2 separate regions of the Homo sapiens genome follow, and region 2 is linked to region 1. Evidence: chromatin contacts called from ENCODE Hi-C or POLR2A ChIA-PET data. All regions are on one chromosome and are shown on one strand. The core of a region is the stretch at or near the end of the contact, and the rest is flanking DNA. Distances in the headings are between cores, read along the strand shown.

What was found. A loop is a pair of places that touch in the nucleus more often than their neighbours do. ChIA-PET counts read pairs that join two places held with the same protein, here RNA polymerase II (POLR2A). Pooled maps may share reads with other maps.
Region 2: a loop to region 1 is called in a pooled map, with 7 times the contacts of the local background. The contact joins the promoter of TYSND1 here to the promoter of FAM241B in region 1. A Hi-C loop is called at or near these places in 7 of 50 pooled maps. POLR2A ChIA-PET finds 5 or more read pairs at or near these places in 3 of 52 experiments (CD4-positive, alpha-beta T cell, MCF 10A and activated CD4-positive, alpha-beta T cell).

Annotation. Positions count from the first base shown.
Region 1 is chr10:69,627,729-69,633,482 of GRCh38, reverse strand. FAM241B (family with sequence similarity 241 member B) reads right to left here and starts at 3,236. Exons shown (of 4, transcript NM_145306.3): 1 at 3,170-3,236; 2 at 1,936-2,003; 3 at 1,644-1,774; 4 at 1-693. The coding sequence starts at 1,739. The coding sequence ends at 424. RefSeq lists an enhancer at 1,808-2,693.
Region 2 is chr10:70,143,306-70,149,059 of GRCh38, reverse strand. It overlaps TYSND1 (trypsin like peroxisomal matrix peptidase 1), which reads left to right and starts at 2,360. Exons shown (of 4, transcript NM_173555.4): 1 at 2,360-3,639; 2 at 5,088-5,218. The coding sequence starts at 2,474. SAR1A (secretion associated Ras related GTPase 1A) reads left to right here. Exons shown (of 7, transcript NM_020150.5): 7 at 1-1,771. RefSeq lists silencers at 2,589-2,898, 3,229-3,458 and an enhancer at 3,049-3,098.

The DNA of each region.
Region 1 (5,754 bases), core at 1,987-4,486:
AAAAAGTCTGGAATTTTTTCCACCTGCCCTAAGCCCAAGTCCTGCTCCCTAGGCAGAGGAGACGTCGGCATGTCTTCCACAGGCATCGGAACATGTTGGCATCCAGCTGAGATCTTCTCGGCATAAAAGGATTGAGAGAATTGGGAAGGGCATCGCTTTCTTGCTCTGATTTTGTGCCACTTAATGCAGGCCCCATACCACCTAAAAGTATCTTGGGAACCAACGGACCCACCCACACTTTGGAAATGCTGGACTAACGTCTCCCTCTGCCTCACGCTTAACACAAAGGGGAAACACACACCTGTGGTCCCCTCTCTGATCATACCTTCAAGGCACCACCAGATCCCCTCCAAATATGCCTGCTCTCACACCAAGGCCCAGCAAGTCCCTCTCAACAAACCCACCCCTATCAGCCCTCAGAGGTCACCGCTGACTCAGGTGGGACACCAGGTAGACAAGGCCAACCAGGAGGAGGCCACGAACACCAAGCATCATGAGCAGGAAGAGGAGCAGGATGGAGGTCACCGGCTCCACAGCATGGTTGCCAAGATGCCACTGCGGAAAGCCCATGTTCACCAGCTGCCGGTTGAGGTCATTGAAGGGGGACTGAGCAGCACCCAGCCTGGCACCTGCCTGCTGCTGGCGGGGGCCAGGACCCCCTGGGGGAGCACCATGGCCCCTGTTGAAGAAGCTCTGGAATGTGAAGACAGAGAGAGATGAATGAATCATTGGGTTGACGCACCAGCCAGGAATCAACCTCTCTAGGCTGCATCCTGCCCTTCCTACAGCCACCCAGGGTCACACCCTCCTTTCTCAGCAATCCCCCATGCCACCCATAAGAATCCCAACAACCAAGTCACAAGCTCTCAGAGCACAGAACATGCCAGTCTATATTCCTCACATCAGGCCCAGGACAGAGGAGAGAGGAAGTGGTTGAGGCAGGTTGGACTACAGGGCATGGCTCTAGGGCCAGCATTTTTAATACTCATCATCACTCCTTTCTTTTTTTTTTTTTTTTTTTTTTTGAGACGGAGTCTCGCTCTGTCACCCAGGCTGGAGTGCAATGGCGCGATCTCAGCTCACTGCAACCTCCGCCTCCCAGGTTCAAGCGATTCTCCTGCCTCAGCCTCCTGAGTAGCTGGGATTACAGGCATGCACCACCACACCTGGCTAATTTTGTATTTTTAGTAGAGATGGGGTTTCATCATGTTGGTCAGGCTGGTCTCAAACTCCTGGCCTCCTGATCCGCCCACCTCAGCCTCCCAAAGTGCTGGGATTACAGGTGTGAGCCACCGCGCCCAGCCACCCCTTTAAAATGATTATTCTGTGCCCAGGGCTCATCTCCTCCACTTCCTCTCCAGCTTCTGTCATCCAACCCACTCTTAAAAGAAAGACGCTAGCTCCAGTGAGGTTTGCTAACCAAGTTAAAGGAGAGAGAGCTCTTGGCTGTGAAGTCTGGGGAGGCGCCTGGAGAAAGGAGATCTGGGGAGGTAGACAATAAGCCACTGCATCTTCCCCAGCTCTCTGCAAAGAGGGCTTCAGGCTAGAAAAGGTTAGTGACCAGCAAGAGAGACTTCTGGAAGCTAGGAGTAGCCAGTACACAGGAGGCCATCTGTCCCACTCCACAGGAAATGAGTACCTACCTGTCGAGGAATGCTACCTCTTGGTGGCTGGGTAGTGGTCCTCACTCGGGGGTCGTCATCCTGCACGATTTCCCCATTGGCCAAGATCCGCACCATCCTCCCAGGCGCTGTGGGTCCCTGATGGGCTGCACCTGCATTGTGTGGTCAGGGTGGGCAGGCTAATGGAAGCCAAGTGGCACAGAAGTTCTCCCCACCACAAAACCTTTAGCTGTTAGTGATCTGGGACCAGACTCGTGAAGATCTGTGGAGGATTTTCCCCCTGACCTCAAAAAGCTTGAAGGAAAAAATTTACCAGAAATTGAGGGAGGCTTGCAGTCAGTGATGTTCACAGAGGTGACCCACGCTGAGTAGATGCTGTGTCTGATTAACAAAAAGGGGAGAAATAAAGGCAAGTTGTTTGCCAGGCAAAAAGATTTCAGACATTGAGTCCACCAGGAAAACTATCAAAAAGATCCTTGGCAAAGGAAGTTTTACTGCCAATCACTACACTGCCAACAGCACAACTGGGACTAGAGCCTCTGCTGTGGCCCACGCCCCGTGGAAGGCCCATCCTGCAAGGCTCACCTCACTCAAGCCTCACAACACTCCCCCGAGGAGGGTACTAGCGCGGCCATTGCACAGGCGGAGGCACAGGGAGACTTAAGTGGCCTGCCCGGGATCACACCTACGGACAGCAGAGAAGGAACACGAGGCCAGAAGCTCTGGTTCTAGGGCCCTCCCTGGGTACTAAACTGGGAGTCCAGGGCACCAGCATCCCCAGTGGGGTTCCAATTCCCTTCCACTAAAAAATGGGTCGAGTGTGTTGCTCCCCCAGGGAGTCAATGTCACCACCTGGGCCTTCCCCAGGAACACCCAGGGAGATGAGGGTCACTTCGGGGTTACTTTACAACCACTGCCTGGTAGCGGCAGACCATCCTAGCCATCATGCGCCTCGGAAGAGCACACCTTTGCTGCAGAGGGCACGCCCCTCACCTGTCCCTCACTTCGCAGGGAACACCAGTCCAACCTTGGCTAACGGGCGCAGGGCCCAGCCTTCCCAAAATATGGGAGGGGGTTGCTGCGGTGGCCCTCGAAAGGCTCCACTCCGCGGACCCCTGGACTGCGGGGCCCCTCCACGCCTCCCCTTGAGTCTGGGTAAAGGCCATTCATTCTCAGGAGATGAGCCTCAGTGTCCACCTACATTCCAGATAGCACTGGTGACATGTATGCCGAAAAAGGTCAGGAGCCCTGTGGTCTTGCCCGTAGCCTGGAGCCCGGGACAGGCGCGTCCCCCTCCTGAAGCCCGCTGGCCCTGGCGCAGGCCGAGCGGATGGTGGTCGCGCGCAGTCCCTTTGTGCTTTGTCATCGCGCCCCCGCCCGGTGGGCCACCCGCGCGCCCGGCCCGCGGCGCACCTGACATTCCGGGCCGGGGGCGGGAGGGACGCTGCCCCGGCCGCCAGCCCCAGCCTCTGGAGCCCGACACCGGCTCCAAGTCCCGGCCCGGGCTGCAGCGAGGGATGCGCTCCCTCCCCGGCGCGGCGACTCACCTGCAGGCGCGACTCCGGGCCTCGGCGGCGTCCACTCCCGGCGGCTCCAGGCGGTTTCCTCCCACCTGACCTCACAGGAAGCGCGCGCCGGAGGGGCGCGGCCCAGTGGCGGCGCACATCGCCCTCTGTAGGCCGCCTGAGGAATTGCACCTGCCCGGCCCAGGGTTGGGGGCGGCGCGGGGTGCTGGGGGTCGGGGAGATGGGGCGTGGGAAGGAGTGGGAGGTGGGGATGGAGAGAAAAGAGGATGGGAGGAGAAGACACGTGGAAAAGAAGGAGAAGAAGGAGGAGGGAGAAAAGAAGGAAAAGGAAGCGGCGTCCACGGAGGAAAAACCCAGGGGGTGGGGGCGCCCTGGCCTGGGAGGAAGGGCGGGCGCAGGCTCAGATGACCAGTGTTATGTTTGCTGACCCAGCTCCGTGGATGCCCCTTGAGTAGGACCCAACCCTGCCCTCTAGGAGTTCCAAGTTCAGTGGGGAAGATGAGGCAGGAACGGGGCAGAACCCTCTGTAGGCTTCCAGGAGAAGATGCGTTTGAGCTGGGGCAGGAGGGTAGGTAAGGATAGAGAAGGTCACTCTTGGCAGAAGGAACCACCTGCAGGGAGTGAATGATCCACCTCTGCCTCCTTCCTGATGTTTTAAAATCCACTTCTCCCCCACCACCTTCATAAGCTGCTCCCTGTGGACCTGCTCACCAGTGGGGGAGAATGAGCTGTGCAGTCCCACAGTCTGGGTTCAGGTTCTGGACTCTAGCAAGTTACTTAGCTGCTCAGTGTCACAAAGCAGGTGTAATCATAGCCTTACAGGACTTCTGTGAAGATTAAGTATGATGTCTCTGGCACATTGGCAATGTTGATAAACGTTAGCTATGATTATCATTTAATAAATGTTTGTGGGAGTGGCAGATATTTGTTGAGCATTTATTAGAACCCAGATTCTGCTAGCTGCTGGGCAGAAGGAACAAAACTAAGAGAGAGATTTAGACCTGGCCTGGAGGACTCATAGTCGGCCACCATAGTCTGATTATTTGATCATGAAACCTTATCAGCAAAAAATGTTTCACGGGTCGCTCTGGTATCTGTATCTTATTTATATGTTACTATTTTTGTTTGTTTCTAAATTACACATGTGTACTGTGAGAACAGATTGGCATGATGGATAAAAGGTGGCTGCTGGAGCCATCCTGTGTTTGAATGTTGGTGTGACTGCTTTCTGGCACTTTCGTGTCAAGTGCTTGGATGAGAGCCTGGCTGCAGTACATGCTCAACGGCTGCTGACTGTTATGATCATTACCTCTTCTACTATCAAGTCGATTGTAAAGCATGCACATTTTAAAAGCATAGGATGTAAAGTAAATATAAACCAAAATCCTAGTGCTTTCTCCCCACACCCCAGTGTGTTCCAGGTATGCCAAGTGCACGCATGAAAGCAGTAATCACAAGGCAGGATGCCCGATTGTCAGAGGTGGCCTGTGATCCCAAATCGCAATGTGCACATTGGAATTACCTGGAATGTTTAGAAACCATCCCAATACCTAGGTTCCACCCCAGAGATCACAATGTCGTTGATCTGGGTTACAATCTGTGCATGGAGACATTTTAAAAACCAGTCTTCTAATGAGCAGCTAGGGCCGAGAAACACTGCCTTCCATGAACAGAACCCCATAAGTAGGTCACGGAACTCAGGAGCCCCAAGAGGGAGGTAACCTCTGTGGGCTGGGAAACCAGGGGATACAGGCAGAAAATCATGGATGTTTTCAGGAAGATTTGAGCTGGTATAACTGCTGCCAGAGAGATACACTCCAGCTGGAGAGAACCGTAAGAGTCGAGAGGAAGAAGCAAGTCCCTACAGAAAAGTCAAGAACAGCTTTGGGGTGGGAAGTGATAGTGCTTGACTGGACTTAGAAATAGCCTATTATTACCAACTAAAATAGCCTAAGGAGGCAACATACCACTTTTGCTATCTCTCCACCTTCTTCAGGTGTCTCTCCTGCTCAAGAACCTGCAATGGTCCCTACTGTCTGCTCCAACAAGCCCCAACTCATTGGCAAGGCTTTGACAACCCTCCAACTCTAGCCCCAGCACACTGTCAGCAACTCCTTCCCTCAGCTCTGCCCACCTGGCCTCTTTGCTTTCCCTGAAGTAGATCACCCAAAGGCCTGCTTTGCTTGGGCCTGAATATCTGCTGGAAGGCCAGCTCCACCCAATCTAAATCCCTTCATCCACAAACGTGATTGTTTCATGTAATAATAATAATAACCCCTATATGTGCAGAGTCCTTACTTCCAAAGTGTTTTCCCAGAGACCACTTCATTCTTTTTTGGATTATGAAATAGAAAGAGTAGGTGTTATTATTCCTCTTTTACCAAGGTGAAATTGAGGCTCAGAGACAAGGTAGATGATGAGCCCAAGGTCAGTGACAGAGCCAGCGTTCAAATGAAGGCAGGTCCCCGGGCTCTGCATTCCAGGCTTTTGCATCCACCAAACAGACTCCCCTGAGTTCATCTCAGCTCTGCAGCCTCTTTACAATTGTGCCCCCACCTTCCCCAGTGCCATCAGCACAAGATTGGGCATTGGGTCATGCCTTAACC
Region 2 (5,754 bases), core at 1,111-3,610, 520 kb before region 1:
ACTGTGAAAGGATGCCATGGGTTGTATGGGCAAATGAGTTGTTTTGTTTGAGGCAGAGTGGAAAATAAGATTAGGCTCAGTCCATGAGCCTAGCACTCAACAGATCTTACTTTGGCGTTCTGGCTGTGACTTGGGACTTCTTTTTACCATGGTCTGCTGTAAACACAGAAAAACCCAATGCCTAACAGTTCATGCTGGAGTCTTGAGCGTTGAGGGAGAATCACTGGACTCGAGAGAGAAAGTTTGTTTGTTTGTTTGTTTGTTTGTTTTTTGAGTTGGTCTCACTCTGTCGCCCAGGCTGGAGTGCAGTGGTATGAACATAGGTCACTGCAGCCTTGACCTCCTGGGCTTAAGTGATCCTCCCATCTCAGCCTCCCAAGTAGCTTGGGACCACAGGGTTGCACCACCGTGCTCAGCTAGTTTTCAAAATTTTTGTAGAGTTAAGGTCTCATCATGTTGCCCAGGCTGGTCTCAAACTCCTGGGCTCAGGAAATTCTCCTACCTCAGCCTCCCAACGTGCTGGGATTCCAAGTGTGAGCCCCTGTGCTCCACCAAGAGAAAAACTCTTTGATTGCTAGGAAGTTGGGATAAAGAAATTGTGCTGTGATCAAGCCACCTTCTGTGTCATAGAACCAAAAGAAGACCGCCTGCTATGGCAAGATGGCCTAATTTTATTCCTGCCTCATACTATCATGGATAATCGTTTTCCTTTCTCTAGCAGGTTTGTGTCACTGGGAGTACTGGGAGCATTATCCTGTGTTGTGCTGGGGTTATACCAAGCAGTGTTAACTTTATTTAAAGAATTCAGGCAGAAAGATTAGAGAATTTAAGTAGCAATTGTATATGGTAAGCAATACAGTAACCTTAATAAAAATTAATGATGGCCGGGTACGGTGGCTCACGCCTGTAATCCCAGCACTTTGGGAGGCCGAGGCGGGCGGATCACAAGGTCAGGAGATCGAGACCATCCTGGCTAACACGGTGAAACCCCGTCTCTACTAAAAATACAAAAAATTAGCTGGGCGTGGTGGCAGGCGCCTGTAGTCCCAGCGACTGGGGAGGCTGAGGCAGGAGAATAGCGTGAACCCAGGAGGCGGAGTTTGCAGTGAGCGGAGATCGCACCATTGCACTCCAGCCTGGGCGACAGAGCGAGACTCCGTCTCAAAAAAATAAATAAATAAATAAAAAATAATGTGTATTTTATCAATTCAGTGATAAAGCAGACCTTTGTAAACTGTCTAGCTTGTGGTGACTGATTGAGGGTATCATGAAGCTCCGCGCCCCCCCACTCCCCGACATACTCGTTCATCCTCCTCTGTCCTAAAGCGTACTTCTTTGGAAAAGTAGAGCAGTTTATGTTAGTGTACACTAGAGATGGTAAACTATGCCTTGTGGGTCAAATCGGGCCTGCTGCCTGTGTTTGTATGGCCTGTGAGCAAAGAAAGGTTTTTACATATTTAAATGGTTGGAAAAAATATTTAAAGAATGCTATTTTTGGACACAAAAAATTGTATGAAATTAAAATTTCAATGTCTGTATCTTTTTATTGGGACACAGCCACCGCCATTCCTTTAGCTTTTGTATGCAACAGCTGCAGAGTTGACTATTTGAGACAAGTTGTATGGTCCCCCCAAACTGGAACTGTTTCCATTCTGGCCTTCTACAGAAAGTATTTGGACCCTGGCCTAGATAAATCCTGGCTGGTGGTTATGTTATGTGAAATGTGCACACTGTAAAATATAGGCCTGTATGATTAAAATTTTTGATTTCAGCTACTGTTCATAGTCGATTTAAAGGGCAATTTAATTTACAGCAAATCCAGTTTCTCGGAGATTTGTGTTGGGGCTTTGGCAGCAAAAAAAAATCCTAGGAGTAATCTTGAGAGTTCCATGCCCCCTAGTGGATTGCTATAGGGTTTACTTTTAAATTTTCAAAACACTGAATTGGCCAAGGATTTCCTTGGTCCATATTATCCCAAGGGTCAGAGGCTGAAGGTCGCCTAGACCTGGGCAGATGCTCACAGGTACTGTCGTGGCCTGGGCAAATCTAGGCACGTCAGCGCTCATTTCTATTCCCTTTCCCACATTCCAGCAAACGAGACTAGGCTTGAAGGGACCCACCCTCCTCTCCTCTGATTCCTCGTGACGCCGCACTCCTCTTACTCTCCCCGGGGCTCATCCGGGGGAATGGGGCAGATTATGTCCCACCGGTTGGACAAACTAACGAGGGCGGGGAAAGGAAAAAAAAAATCAGAATAGGAAGCCAATCAGAGCTCGGTACAAGCCCAGCCAATCGGGTCGGGTCAATTGGGGCTTAGCCAATCGGGCTCGATGAGGAAGACGTGAGTCAGAGCTTGCGCCTCTCGCTTCCAGCTGTGGGTGGCGCTAGGCAGCTTCAGCCGGACCGGGTAGGGGTCCTCGCTCGCTAGCTTGCTGTTTCTCGGAGAAGCTCCCGAGTGTCCGGCCTAGAGGCCATGAGAAGGCAGTGGGGGTCTGCCATGAGGGCGGCCGAGCAGGCGGGCTGCATGGTGAGCGCCTCCCGGGCCGGACAGCCCGAGGCGGGCCCGTGGAGCTGCAGCGGGGTAATCCTGAGCCGTAGCCCGGGCCTGGTGCTTTGCCACGGGGGCATCTTCGTCCCCTTCCTGCGAGCTGGCAGCGAAGTCCTGACCGCGGCCGGCGCCGTCTTCCTGCCTGGCGACAGTTGCAGGGACGACCTGCGCCTGCACGTGCAGTGGGCCCCAACGGCCGCGGGTCCCGGGGGCGGCGCGGAGCGGGGCCGCCCAGGGCTGTGCACGCCCCAGTGCGCGAGCCTCGAGCCCGGCCCACCTGCCCCGTCCCGCGGGCGTCCCCTGCAGCCCCGGCTTCCTGCTGAGCTGCTGCTGCTGCTGAGCTGCCCGGCCTTCTGGGCCCACTTCGCGCGCCTCTTCGGGGACGAGGCAGCGGAACAGTGGCGCTTCTCGAGCGCGGCGCGGGATGACGAAGTGTCGGAGGACGAGGAGGCGGATCAACTGAGAGCGCTGGGCTGGTTTGCGCTGCTGGGCGTGCGGCTAGGCCAGGAGGAGGTGGAGGAGGAGCGCGGGCCAGCCATGGCGGTGTCGCCTCTCGGGGCCGTGCCCAAGGGTGCGCCATTGCTGGTCTGCGGCTCCCCTTTCGGCGCCTTCTGCCCCGACATCTTTCTCAACACGCTGAGCTGCGGGGTGCTCAGCAACGTGGCCGGCCCACTGCTGCTTACCGACGCACGCTGCCTGCCCGGCACCGAGGGCGGCGGCGTGTTCACCGCGCGGCCCGCGGGGGCGCTGGTGGCGCTGGTGGTGGCGCCGCTCTGTTGGAAGGCCGGCGAATGGGTGGGCTTCACGCTGCTCTGCGCCGCCGCCCCCCTTTTCCGCGCCGCCCGCGACGCGCTTCACCGCCTGCCGCACAGCACCGCTGCCCTGGCCGCCCTTCTGCCGCCAGAGGTGGGCGTCCCGTGGGGTCTGCCCCTCCGAGACTCCGGGCCCCTGTGGGCAGCCGCGGCAGTGTTGGTGGAGTGCGGCACCGTATGGGGCTCCGGAGTGGCTGTGGCACCCCGCCTTGTAGTGACCTGTCGGCACGTGTCCCCTCGGGAAGCAGCCAGGGTCCTGGTGCGCTCCACCACCCCCAAGTAAGCCCGCAGGGCTGACGCCACTTCATCCCTTTCCAGGTCTCAGATCTGGGTCCAGCCCTAATACTCTTGAGTATTGTGCAGGCCTTTCTTGTGTCACGCGGATGCTTTGGGCGTGTAGTGGGTAGAGACCTGGAACCCTCCCCTCATCCTTTATACCCAGAACCCCTGTGGGGAGAATCTGGGGCAAGGTGTCAAGCTCGAAGCAGCTCTGGATTTGGGTACTGTGGGACACCCTGAATCCGGAACAGGGCATCTTTGAGCTCCCCTCAAAGGCTGAGTTTCTTCTGGGCAGCTTCACTGTCTGATAGCCCTGCACGCCATACCCCTCGGTTCTCTGGCCCTTTGAACAGAGATTCCCTAACCCTGCTGCTTCTCCTCTGAAAGTGATAAGGTCCCAGAGGCCCAGGATGGTGCTCTCCTGGGGTAAGGAGATGGGTATGTTAATTTTATCCATCTTTTAGTGCTTAGCCAGAGCTTCCCGTCTGAGTGAAACGTGAGTTTCTACGTAATCAGAAGGTAGGGGGGTGGCCCACGCAGCTGTACATGGTTCAGCCCAGCCTTGCAGCCCAGGCTTTTCCAAATCTCTTCCTGAATCCCCAAGCTTAGCCAGGTGTGGGTAACACTGCCCAGTTTTGCCATAGGTGTCCCCACTGTGGCCTATAGGACAGCCATGACTTTATAGGGAAGACTGATGATGAAGGTTTGCCTATGGTGTGTGGCCCCCACCAGATTCCTTCCACTCCCCCCACATGCCCCTTGCTCCTAAGGAGACTGCCAGGTCTGTTGGAAGCTACCCCTGCAGAGTGTGTAGTAGGACGCCCCTGTCTGATCCCGGGCAAGTCACTTAACCTGTCTAAGCTGCCTCCCCGGGAGTTGACGCTGAATGTCGTGGAACGGAGCCTGTCACGTCGTGTGCTACAGAAGTGTTAGCGTGTACGTAAATAGGGACCCAGAGGAGTGAAACCATGTCATATCTGACCCACCAACTGACGGGATTGTTGTGGGTATCAACGAGGCAGTGAAGGAAAGTGTTGTGTTTGCCTTGGCTCCTCCCACTTTGTTTGGTGTTGGGAATGTTACTGAGCGTCTCTGGGCCTCAGTTATACCACCTAAAATGGAGATAATGCCAGTGCCTAGTTTATAGGGTCGTGAAGACTAAATAAAGTGATGTCCACAAAACACTAACACCAAACCTGGCCCACAGTGCTCACTAAGTGTCAGGTTGATTATTCAGGTACAGGAAGCTTTAGAGAAGTAGCACAGTTTGTCAACCACCTTTGGAGATACCACAGAATGGTTACATGACTTGCCCAGAGTTGCCTGCTGGTCGATTCAGGGCTGATACCCAGATCTTCTGACTTTTACTGTCACTCTCAGCTCCTTGATTTCTCCCAAGTACTGAGGAGTCAGAAAGCTAGCCTGTCATTTGTTTCCCTTGCTCCCAGGAGTGTGGCCATCTGGGGCCGTGTGGTATTTGCCACTCAGGAGACATGTCCCTATGACATAGCAGTGGTGAGCCTGGAGGAGGACCTGGATGATGTCCCCATCCCTGTGCCCGCTGAGCACTTCCATGAAGGTAAAGGACGAAGGGCGCAGCCTGAAGGAGGGCCCCTCTGAGCTAGGGTGGGCCTCAGGAAGGAGAATCAGTGTTGGGCATTCTCATGAAGTCAGGGTAGCATTGGTCAAGGTCCTTGGAGGCCTGCCTCCCTTTTTGTGCTGGTGGGGCACATGGAGTGCCCTGGGAAGGATAATGCTGCACGCCCTTTCCCCGAGTGCCTGCAGCAATGTAGTGTGAGGATGCTGGGCCTTTGGGGTTCCTTAACACTTCAGGCTGGTCAGAGAGGCATGTGGCACTTTCAAGGCTCCAGGGGCACGATTTGGGTAAAAGGCTTTGTGATGCTGCCACATAAGTACTGATGTTGCACTCCATGGAGGCAGTGTGATACAGTGATGAAGGGTCCAGGGGCTCTGGATGGGCATCTTTCCTATGCCACCTATTAGTCCCATGTCCTTGGACAGGCTAGTTAACTATCCTCTGCCTCATTTTCCACGTCTTTGAAATGGGGCTAATGCATCCTATTTCTGGGTGTTGTGAGGGCTGGGTGTGACGTT